Regions from separate parts of the Homo sapiens genome. Here regions 1 and 3 are each linked to region 2. Evidence: chromatin contacts called from ENCODE Hi-C or POLR2A ChIA-PET data. All regions are on one chromosome and are shown on one strand. The core of a region is the stretch at or near the end of the contact, and the rest is flanking DNA. Distances in the headings are between cores, read along the strand shown.

Region 1 (3,473 bases), core at 246-2,745, 220 kb after region 2:
TTCTGCATCCTCTACGTGGAGCTTTGCACTGAGCCTCGGAAATGGTAGAGACTCGATCAAGGCCTGTAACAGGAGGGAGAACCAGGGTTTTGTTCTCAACTTTCTGCTTCTTTCCTTGTGGGAAAACCCAGATTTGTTTCAGGGGAGTGAAGGAGCAGGGTCTGTATGTTTTCTGGACCAGGTGGGCTCGGAGAAGGCCCTGAAGCTTCTGTCAGATGAGAGGGGCCCCAGGAGGTGAGTCCCGACCCTGCGGCAGAGCCACTCCCTGGGGTCCAAGTGAACCTCCACCGCCCGCCAGGCCCCATGTTCTAGCTTCAATCATGTCCACCGCCCTGGCTGGGCCCCAGCCAAGCCCTCACTCGCTGGTGAGGGCCAAGCCGAGGCTGTGCCAGGCTCAGCGGAGGCCCTTGGCCAAGAACAGCAGAGCCATTCTCAGGAAAGCTGAGGGATTAAGCTGGGAGGCCAGCAGGGATTCAGGTATCCGCCCTCTGCCCCAGCTTGGCCATGGGAGGCAGGGCGACCTCACAGTTGTAAAGCAAAGGGACTGACCAGAGCCACCCACCCGGGGACCTGAGGACACAGTGTGGCCTGGACCAGCTCGCTCCTGCGGCCGCCTCTGGGGAGGAGTCGAGATCACATGGACTGATGCTGAAGGACTCTGGCCTAGGACCTGTCCCTGATCTCAGGCCCGCCCTGCCCTGGTGTTGGAATCTTAGCTCCTCTGGGTCTCCTGGGGGCTGTGCTCACCTGGAGGGATGGGTAGGATGACGTGGATGCCTCAGTGCAGACAGTCCCTTCTGCTGGGGCCACCTTTGTGTCTGGCAGGGCTAGTATGGGGCGGACAGGCCTGGCCATGGCTGCTGGGCTGTAGTGGCAGAGGTGATTGGGGTCAGAGGGCTATATGTGTCTGCCCAGCCCCTGGGGGGAGGGTCTCCAGCTTGGCTCTGGTAGGGGTCCCTAAACTCCTGGGGCTCTCTCTCTTCCACCTCCCCCTGTGGAGGGGCTTCTGTTCCCTGACTCCCCCTGGGTAGAATGTGGTTCCCGCATCCCTGTCCTGTCCAAATCCAACCCACACTCAGGACTTGCTTGCCTCTAGGGACCCCAGACTGGGCCATGTGCTTGCACCTGCTCCCAGCCCCCTATTCTCCCCCCAGGGTGACACTGGCTGCACTGAACTGCTACCATCTGCAGACAGCCCTGTCTCTCTCGCACTGGAGCCCACCTCAGGCAGGGCCGCCCCCTTCTCTTCTCCAATCTCCCTCTCCCCACTTGGCTAATTCCAATGTCCCTGGGCCATGCTGGCCGCTGGCTGGGCCCCGCCAGAGCAGGTGGCTGCCTGACCTGGCCTGGTCCCCGTCTGGGCCGCCTCTAGGCCCCTCCCTATGGGCCCAGGCTGATGGGGGTGTCTGCAGGGATGCTGACTCAGATGTTATTTTGGGCTCCCCTTGGGCCCGGCGGGCTCTGGGGCCTCAGGCCTGTTTAGACGGCTGGGCCGGATGTGACTGATTCCAGGCCCCTGGGCCTCCACCTACTGGGTGAGAGCCAGGCCAAGGTAGACGCTCTGGGCAGGGGGCAGGCAGGTCGGGCAGGCCTCGCGGGTCCAGAGATCCCAGGTCCAGCCCAGCTTCCCTCCTGCACTCCAGCTGCCTGGAGGCCCCGCCTTCCTCACACCTCATTCACAGCCCCAGGGGTTCCAGCTGAGGGCCTGAACCTGGGGGCTGCCATCCTAGGCACTGAGAGGTCATTTTCTTTTTCTTTTTTCTTTTTTTTGGGACAGAGTCTCACTCTGTCGCCCAGGCTGGAGTGCAGTGGCATGATCTTGATTCACTGCAACCTCCTCCTCCTAGGTTCAAGTGATTCTCCTGCCTCAGCCTCCCAAGAAGCTGGGATTACAGGCGGCTGCCACCACATCTGGCTAATTTCTGTATTTTTGCTAGAGACGGGGGTCTCACCATGTTGGCCAGGCTGATCTTGAACTCCTGACCTCAAGTGATCTGCCTGCCTCGGCCTCCCAAAGTTCTGGGATTATAGGCGTGAGCCACTACGCCCAGCCCTGGAGGATTTTCAGTCCCAGAATCCCTGAATGAGATTGCCAGCTGGAGAGAGCCAGTCTCCAAGGGCATAGCCTCAGTATCCCCTCGGCCCCAGATACACACCTGTGCCCCCAAGGTAGGGGACTCGAGGCCCAGAGACGCAGAGACAGGCCCATTCCAACCTGGGTCTCTAACTCCCAGAATATGCGCCCTCTTCAAAGCTGCTCAGCGGAAGACCAAGGGACAAGTCCCCTGGGCTCCCCAAGCCCCACATGGGCTCTGCGCCGGGTGTCCCTGGCTTTAAGAACACTCCCTCTGTTCAGTGGGTCTCGGCTTCCTCATCTGTCAAAGCCACTGTTCGGGCTCCATTGGGAGCCCACGGGCCAGGACGACCTCCAGATTTGCTGTTGTAAAGTGGCCACCCAGGCAGGGGCAGCTGGTGCTGCTGGTCTTGGGGGCAGAGCTTCACCATCCACCCCCCCCGGAGTAATATATAATTCTATTATTTGTGTTCTGAGAAGCTGGCTGTTATATCTAGAGGCTTGATTAAGGTAATATTCTGGCTGGGCACAGTGGTTCACACCGGTAATCCCAGCACTTTGGGAGGCCTATGCGGACGGATCACCTGAGGTCAGGTGTTTGAGACCAGCCTGGCCAACATGGCGAAACCCCATCTCTACTAAAAATACAAAAAATTAGCCAGGCATGGTGGTGCACTCCTGTAATCCCAGCTACTTGGCTGAGGCAGGAGAATCATTTGAACCCGGGAGGTGGAGGTTGCAGTGAGCCAAGATCGTGCCATTGCACTCCGGCCTGGGCAACAAGAGCAAAACTCCATCTCAAAGTAAATAAATAAATAAATAAATAAATAAATAAATAAATAAAATTAAAGAAAATAAAGTAATATTATTTCTTGGTCACCCAGCCTGGATTGCAGTGGCACAATCACAGCTCACTGCAGCCTCAACCTCCTGGGTCCAAGCAATCCTCCCACCTCAGCCTCCCGGGTAGCTGGGACCACAGGTATGTGCCACTATGCCTGGCTAGTTTTGTATTTTTTTGTAGAGAGGGGGTTTCACCCTGTTAGCCAGGCTGGTCTCGAACTCCTGACCTCAAGCAATCCGCCTGACTCGGACCCCAGCCGAGAAATGTTCAAGGAAACGTGCAAATCCTTAAGCTTGGTCCACTGTGTCCAAATTGAAAACAGGAGTGGGCTGGAGTGTGCAGTTAACCCCTGAAGCGTGGGTGGTTGGCCAGGACTGGGGGCTGGCGGGCAGGTACCACCTGCCACCCCCTCTGCAGGCTCTACTGCGGGCAAATCCAGGACTGGCTGGTCGGTGGGTGCACGATGTCAGCCACCTCATGCATTGGGCTCAGTGACACCCAGACCTGCTGCCTAGGTGGGAGGCATTTCTGAGGGCCAGAGGGGCAGTGGGGGGA
Region 2 (3,414 bases), core at 202-2,701:
TTTTAGTAGAGATGGGGTTTTACCATGTTGGTCAGGCTGATCTCGAACTCCTGGGCTCGTGATCCACCTGCCTTGACCTCCCAAAGTACTGGGATTACAGGCATGAGCCACCACGCCTGGACTTTATTACTGAATTTTTGAGAATTCTTTATACAGTCTGGATGCAAGTTCTTTATCAGATATATAAATATTTTCCTCTAGCCTGGCTTTCCGTGCCACCACCCCGCCCCCCCTCGCCCCACCCATTTTCTTAACAGTTTCTTTGAAAGAACTATCAGCATCCTTTTAAGAAATAAATAGAACTTTAGGTAAACATAATCCATTGCATCTTAGCATTCATTTTCCGGCTGGGGTTGGAATTCCTCATGCTGATTTTGAAAAAACCATTAGTTCAGTTTGTTTCTGTTTTTATTTTTATTTTTTTCAGTTCAGATTTTAAAAAAGAACTCCCCCACTTATTAACCAGATTTGAATTTGGTTTGTTTTTCAGGAAATTGGATACACTCACATGAAAATAGCGGAAGGAGTGAACTCTCTTTTGCAGATGGCAGGCCTCCTGGCAAGGCTGTGTCAGAAGACAATGGCCCCGGTGGCCAGTTAGAGCAGAGACTTCACTGACTGACTTACAGGTGCCCTATTCTGAGGTACAGGAGCCGCGGCTTTCTGATGGGGGAAAATGCCGCCTTAGGCTGGAGCCAACATGACTGTCCTTTAAACTCCAGTGGCTGGCCAGGCACGGTAGCTCACGCCTGTAATCCCAACACTTTGGGAGGCCGAGGCAGGTGGATCACCTGAGGTCAGAAGTTCAAGACCAGCCTGGCCAACATGGGGAAACCCTGTCTTTACTAAAAATATAAAAATTAGCTGGGTGTGGTGGCGGGCACCTGTAATCCCAGCTACTCGGGAGGCTGTGGCAGGAGAATCGCTTGAACCCAGGAGGTGGAGGTTGCAGTGAGCCAAGATCACACCATTGCACTCCAGCCTGGGCGACAGAGTCTCCATCTGGGGAAAAAAATTAAATAAATAAACTCCCGTGACTTGCATGTTTGCTTCTGGGACGTCTGTGCCCCGCAAGTGTTTGAGTTTGGCCTCCACCCCATTGATGCGGTGACGGGGCGGAAAGGCGCAGAGAAGCTGAGGGCGGTCTCTGATCTGTGTGTGGGTTGACATTTTAGCTAATAAAGCCTTGCAGTGTTTGTTGGCAATAAGGTGACCATGTGAAGCCTCGAGAAAAACCAGCTTCCTGTCTCTACGGGCCTTGGCAGCCTACAAGTAGAAAAGGCGATTAGATAGTAGACCCACAAGCTCATCTCGGTTCTTCTAGAAGCCTGAAGGCGCCACTTCCCCAGGGCGAGGGCAGGGTTTGCTGTCTTTCCTATTTAGACTGATTTCTCAGAATGGCCAGGTGGCGAGCCTTTCAGAGAGGGCGGCAGAGTGGAGAGATGCAGCCCAGCCCTCAGGAAAACACCGTGATGCTCTTCCTGTGTTCTAGACCATACTCTTTGCGCTTGCTTTAGAATTCCCCAAAGAATTTCGTACTAATTTGTAGAATTGCCTTTTTTTTTTTTTTGGTAAGATACTATTTTTTTCCCTTTTTGTTTTGTTTTGATTTTTGAGATTGGGTCTCACTCTGTCGCCCAGGCTAGAGTGTAGTGGGCCAATCTTGGCTCACTGCAGCCTCAACCTCTTGGGCTCAAGTGATCCTCCTACCTCAGCCTCCTGAGTAGCTGGGACTACAGGCATGTACCACGATACCCAGCTAATTATTAAATTTTTTGTAGAAATGAGGTCTCACTATATTGCTGGGACTGGTCTCGAACTCCTGGCCTCAAGTGATCCTCCCACCTCAGCCTCCTAAGTGCTGGCATTACAGGTGTGAGCCACCATGCCTGGCCCATTTGGGCACGGTGGCTAAAATACGAAATACTAAAATACGAAATTAGCTGGGCATGGTGGCGCACGCCTGTAATCCCAGCTACTCAGGAGGCTGAGGCAGGAGAATTGCTTGAACCCAGGAGGTGGAGATTGTAGTGAGGCAAGATGGTGCCATTGCACTCCAGCCTGGGCGACAGAGCGAGACTCTTACAAAAAAAGGAAGAGAAACTTGTCCCTGAGGTTGTACAGTCAGGACTTCAGGATGTGAAGTAACAGGTGGGCGGCAGTTGGGTTCTAGATGTTTCTTCTGATTTCCTAACTTGTCGCATTAATTTCTTCTCATGGGAAGAGTCCCTGGGCCATCCCAGAAAGACGGCTGGACTTGGGAACTAAGATCCCATCCGCAGCCCTGATGCTCTCAGGGTCCCTTTTTATTAAACAAGAGCTGTGGCCGCCATTCCCTTAAGGCTTTTTGTGTTTGGTTATGTTTTTTGAGACAAGGTCTCCCTCTTTCGTCCAGGCTGGAGTGCAGTGGTGCGATCTCGGCTCACTGCAAGCTCCGCCTCCCGGGTTCACGCCATTCTCCTGCCTCAGCCTCCCAAGTAGCTGGGACTACAGGTGCCCGCCACCATGCCCGGCTAATTTTTTTGTATTTTTATTAGAGACGGGTTTCACTGTGTTAGTCAGGATGGTCTCGATCTCCTGACCTCGTGATCCACCCACCTCAGCCTCCCAAAGTGCTGGGATTACAGGCGTGAGCCACTGTGCCTGGCCGTGTTTTGTTATGTTTTTTGAGACAAGGTCTCCCTCTTGCCCAGGCTGGAGTGCAGTGATGCAATCATAGTTCACTGCAACCTTCTGGGTTCAAGTGATTTTCCTGCCTCAGCCTCCCAAGTAGTTGAGACTACAGGCATGCACCACCAGGCCCGGCTAATTTTTATATTTTTATAAAAGGTTTTTTACCTGAAGCAGGAGAAAGGAGACACAGGATAATCACTGCTTTTCAACTAAAATGGTTTTATTGAGATGTTTTGGTTGGAGGAGATACTTTTTCTGGCAACATTTCTGACTCAAGGTCCCTCTGGGCCCCAGCTCTTCCCATGAGACAGTCACAACACTGTTTAATCAGCTCTGCAGAGGCCAGCCCTGGAGCAGAGGAGGATTCAGGGCCATGGAGGGGACCTACTCTGCCCTGTTCTGGTCACTACTTCTCTAGACTCTCATGCACTATTGTCTGTAGCAAGTGACATTTCCACTGGAAGCACATAAAGATGGCGACAGCCTCATTTCTTCCTGAGTGAACTGAAGCCCAAAGAAAGGGGAGGTCCCACCAAAGGGGAAGAGAGCCAGGGCCCCACCCAACAAGGATGCTGAAATAAACTACATGTAATGCTTTCTAGGAGACAACACAGAAATCTCTACTCTGAAATCCAGAATGTTAAATATGGCTCCCCCTCTATAAGTTAACTGTACAAGCTTATCAATCATTTAAAACCCCAGCAACCAACAATAGCAATTAGGAATCCAAATTCATAGCAC
Region 3 (3,535 bases), core at 535-3,034, 160 kb before region 2:
GTATCTCTGGCCAGGCATGGTGGCTTATGCCTGTAATCCCAGCACTTTGGGAGGCTGAGGAGGACAGATCACCTGAGGTCAGGAGTTTGAGACCAGCCTGGCCAACATAGCAAAACCCTATCTCTACTCAAAATACAAAAATTAGCTGGGTGTGGTAGCACATGCCTGTAATCCCAGCACTTTGGGAGGCCAAGGCGGGCAGATTACTTGAGGTCATGAGTCAAGACCAGCCTGTCAACATGGTGAAACCCCATCTCTACTAAAAATACAAAATTAGCTGGGCGTGGTAGTGCATGCCTGTAATCCCAGCTACTTGAGAGGCTGGGGCAGGAGAATTGCTTGAACCCAGGAGGCAGAGGTTGCGGTGAGCCAAGATTGCGCCACTGCACTCCAGCCTGGGTCACAGAGCAAAACTCCGTCTCAGAAAAAAAAAAAAGAAGAAGAAAAAGAAGGTATCCTAGAAGGGAGGAATCTCATAACTGATGAGAACTGAAGGATGGAAGGAGGCTGTTGACAGCTGTTGACAGCAGGGAGACGGGGATGAGGCCAGGCTCTGGGAAAGAGGAAATGTGGCTTCAGATGACAGGGAAAATTCAGAGACAATGGATAAAGACCCAAAACTCCAGAAAGTTCTATCGAGACTCAGCAGAGGGGCATCCTGTGGCTGAGACAGGGCAGAAAGCTTCCTCGGAGAAGGTGAGACCAGGCAGGGCACCAAGAATAACTTTTCCACTTAGGATGGGAGACAGGGGAGGGAGGGCAGCCCTGGAACCCTGGCCAGGGGCCTGGCTGGTTTGTTCCTACTGGAAAAGGCACAGGCTGCATCTGCAGAGGGCAGTGTTGTTCTGGAAAATTCCTAGATTGCCTCATCGCATCTGTTTCCCTCCTGGGCAGGGCTACAGTTTCTAGAAAGGTGTTAGATTTGTAGCAAATGTAGCTAGAGCAACTCCTAATCTGTATAGAAGGAAAGGAGATGGCATTTCTTCTTTTACAAAAGGATGTCTGTGCTTCAAAGAGATTCCTTTAACTCGGGTTGAAATGCAAATGCTGGGCCCGGGGCGGTGGCCCACGCCTGTGCTCCCAGCACTTTGGGAGGCCGAGGCAGGTGGATCACCTGAGGTCGGGAGTTTGAGACCAGCCTGACCAACATGGAGAAACCCTATCTATACTAAAAATACAAAATTAGCCCGGCATGGTGGCGCATGCCTGTAATCCCAGCTACTTGGGAAGCTGGGGCAGGAGAATTGCTTGAACCCAGGAGGCAGAGGTTGCGGTGAGCAGAGATTGTGCCACTGCACTCCAGCCTGGGCAACAAGAGCAAAACTCCATCTCAAAAAAAAAAAAAAAAAAAAAATAAGAAGAAAAAGAAGGTATCCCAGAAGGGAGGAATCTCATAACTGATGAGAGCTGAAGGATGGAAGGAGGCTGTTGACAGCTGTTGACAGCAGGGAGACGGGGATGAGGCCCTCTGGGAAAGAGGAAATGTGGCTTCAGATGACAGGGAAAATTCAGAGACAATGGATAAAGACCCAAAACTCCAGGAAGTTCTATCGAGACTCAGCGGAGGGGCATCCTGCGGCTGAGATAGGGCGGAAAGCTTCCTCGGAGAAAGTGAGACCAGGCAGGGCACCAATAATAACTTTTCCACTTAGGATGGGAGACAGGGGAGGGAGGGCAGCCCTGGAACCCTGGCCAGGGTCCTGGCTGGTTTGTTCCTACTGGAAAAACACAGGCTGCATCTGCAGAGGGCAGTGTTGTTCTGGAAAATTCCTAGATTGCCTCATCGCATCTGTTTCCTTCCTGGGCAGGGCTACAGTTTCTAGAAAGGTGTTAGATTTGTAGCAAATGTAGCTAGAGCAACTCTTAATCTGTATAGAAGGAAAGGAGGTAGCATTTCTTCTTTTACAAAAGGATGTCTGTGCTTCAAAGAGATTCCTTTAACTTGGGTTGAAATGCAAATGCTGGGCCCGGCAGAGTGGCTCACACCTGTATTCCCAGCACTTTGGGAGGCTGAGGCGGGTGGATCACCTGAGGTCGGGAGTTCGAGACCAGCATGACCAACATGGAGAAACCCCATCTCTACTAAAAATACAAAATTAGCCGGGCATGGTGGCACATGCCTGTAATCCCAGCTACTCATAAGGCTGAGGCAGGAGAATCACTTGAACCTAGGAGGTGGAGGTTGCAGTGAGCAGAGATTGTGCCACTGCACTCCAGCCTGGACAACAAGAGCAAAACTCCATCTCAAAAAAAAAAAGAAATGCAAATGCTGGGCCCAGTGCGGTGGCTCATGCCTGTACTCCCAGCACTTTGGGAGGCAGAGGCAGGCAGATCACTTGAGGTTAGGAGTTGGAGACCAGCCTGGCCAACACAGTGAAACCCTGTCCCTACTAAAAATTAGCTGGGCATGGTGATGGGCGCCTGTAATCCCAGCTACTCGGGAGGCTGAGGCAGGAGAATCGCTTGAACCCAGAAGGTGGAGGTTGCAGTGACCTGAGATCGCGCCACTGTACTGCAGCCTGGGCAACAGAGTAAGACTCCGTCTCAAAAAAAAAAAAAAAAAAAGCAAATGCTTACAGGGGCTGGGGAATTGGGAGTAAGAAAAATAATGAAGGGAAAGTGGGGCCTCCCCAGGAGACTCAGGGGGCCCACGCCCATCAGAAGGGGGCAGGGGCTCCCCAGCTATGATGGGGTGATCGCCATGCTGGAAGTCTGTCCTGTGTTGTTAGGTCTTGCCATTTGTTATTTTTTAAAATTGTGTTTATTACTATTATTATTTTTGAGACAGAGTTTCACTCTTGTTGCCCAGGCTGGAGTGCAATGGCACGATCTTGGCTCACTGCAACCTCCACCTCCTAGTTCAAGTGATTCTCCTGCCTGAAGTAGCTGGGATTACAGGCGTGCTTCACCATACCTGGATAATTTTTGTATTTTTAGTAGATATGGGGTTTCATCATCTTGGCCAGGCTGGTCTCGAACTCCTGACCTCAGGTGATCTACCTGCCTCGGCCTCCCAAAGTGCTGGGATTACAGGCGTGAGCAGCCACCACACTCAGCCTTTTACTTATTGTTTTTTGAGACAGGGTCTTGCTCTGTCGCCCAGGCTGTGGTATGATCATGGCTTACTGAGTCTCCACTTCCTGGGCCCAAGTAATCCTACTACCGCAGCCTCCTGAGTAGCTGGGACCCACAGGCGTGTGCTCCACGCCCAGCTATTTTCTTTTCTTTCCTTTTCTTTTTTTTTTTTTTGAGATGGAGTCTCACTCTGTCGCCCAGGCTGGAGTGCAGCGGCGTGATCTTGGCTCACTCCAAGCTCCGCCTCCTAGGTTCACGCCATTCTCCTGCCTCAGCCTCCCCAGTAGCTGGGACTACAGGTGCCCACCACCAAGCCTGGCTAATTTTTTGTATTTTTAGTAGAGACAGGGTTTCATCGTGTTAGGCAGGATGGTCTCGATCTCCTGACCTCGTGATCTGCCTGCCTCGGCCTCCCAAAGTGCTGGGATTACAGGCGTGAGCCACTGCGCCCAGCCACGCC

What was found. Hi-C counts contacts between places; a loop is a spot of excess contacts on that map. ChIA-PET counts read pairs that join two places held with the same protein, here RNA polymerase II (POLR2A). Pooled maps may share reads with other maps.
Region 1: a pooled map shows a loop between it and region 2 (3-fold over the local background). The contact joins two enhancer-like sites. A Hi-C loop is called at or near these places in 1 of 50 pooled maps. POLR2A ChIA-PET finds 5 or more read pairs at or near these places in 2 of 52 experiments (GM12878 and H1).
Region 3: a pooled map shows a loop between it and region 2 (2.7-fold over the local background). The contact joins two enhancer-like sites. A Hi-C loop is called at or near these places in 2 of 168 maps with a recorded cell type or tissue (mesodermal cell and posterior vena cava), 7 of 37 single-sample maps with no recorded cell type and 3 of 50 pooled maps. POLR2A ChIA-PET finds 5 or more read pairs at or near these places in 11 of 52 experiments (A673, GM10248, H1 and 7 more).

The regions. Positions count from the first base shown.
Region 1 is chr7:74,011,058-74,014,530 of GRCh38, reverse strand. No RefSeq gene overlaps it. Among named protein-coding and RNA genes, the nearest start is that of ELN, 15 kb to the left of the region's middle. RefSeq lists an enhancer at 1,338-1,657. Within about 2 kb of position 1,495, at least 5 of the 41 ENCODE cell types and tissues checked have a DNase peak (open chromatin) inside an H3K27ac peak, as active enhancers do; they include GM12878, where a contact is called at or near this core.
Region 2 is chr7:74,229,293-74,232,706 of GRCh38, reverse strand. It overlaps RFC2 (replication factor C subunit 2), which reads left to right. Exons shown (of 11, transcript NM_181471.3): 11 at 491-1,205. The coding sequence ends at 601. LAT2 (linker for activation of T cells family member 2) reads right to left here. Exons shown (of 14, transcript NM_032464.3): 14 at 2,873-3,414. Among named protein-coding and RNA genes, the nearest start is that of LAT2, 21 kb to the right of the region's middle. RefSeq lists an enhancer at 3,063-3,342. Within about 2 kb of position 1,451, at least 7 of the 41 ENCODE cell types and tissues checked have a DNase peak (open chromatin) inside an H3K27ac peak, as active enhancers do; they include GM12878, where a contact is called at or near this core.
Region 3 is chr7:74,392,065-74,395,599 of GRCh38, reverse strand. The region is part of intron 13 of CLIP2 (CAP-Gly domain containing linker protein 2); the gene reads right to left. Among named protein-coding and RNA genes, the nearest start is that of GTF2IRD1, 60 kb to the left of the region's middle. Within about 2 kb of position 1,784, at least 9 of the 41 ENCODE cell types and tissues checked have a DNase peak (open chromatin) inside an H3K27ac peak, as active enhancers do.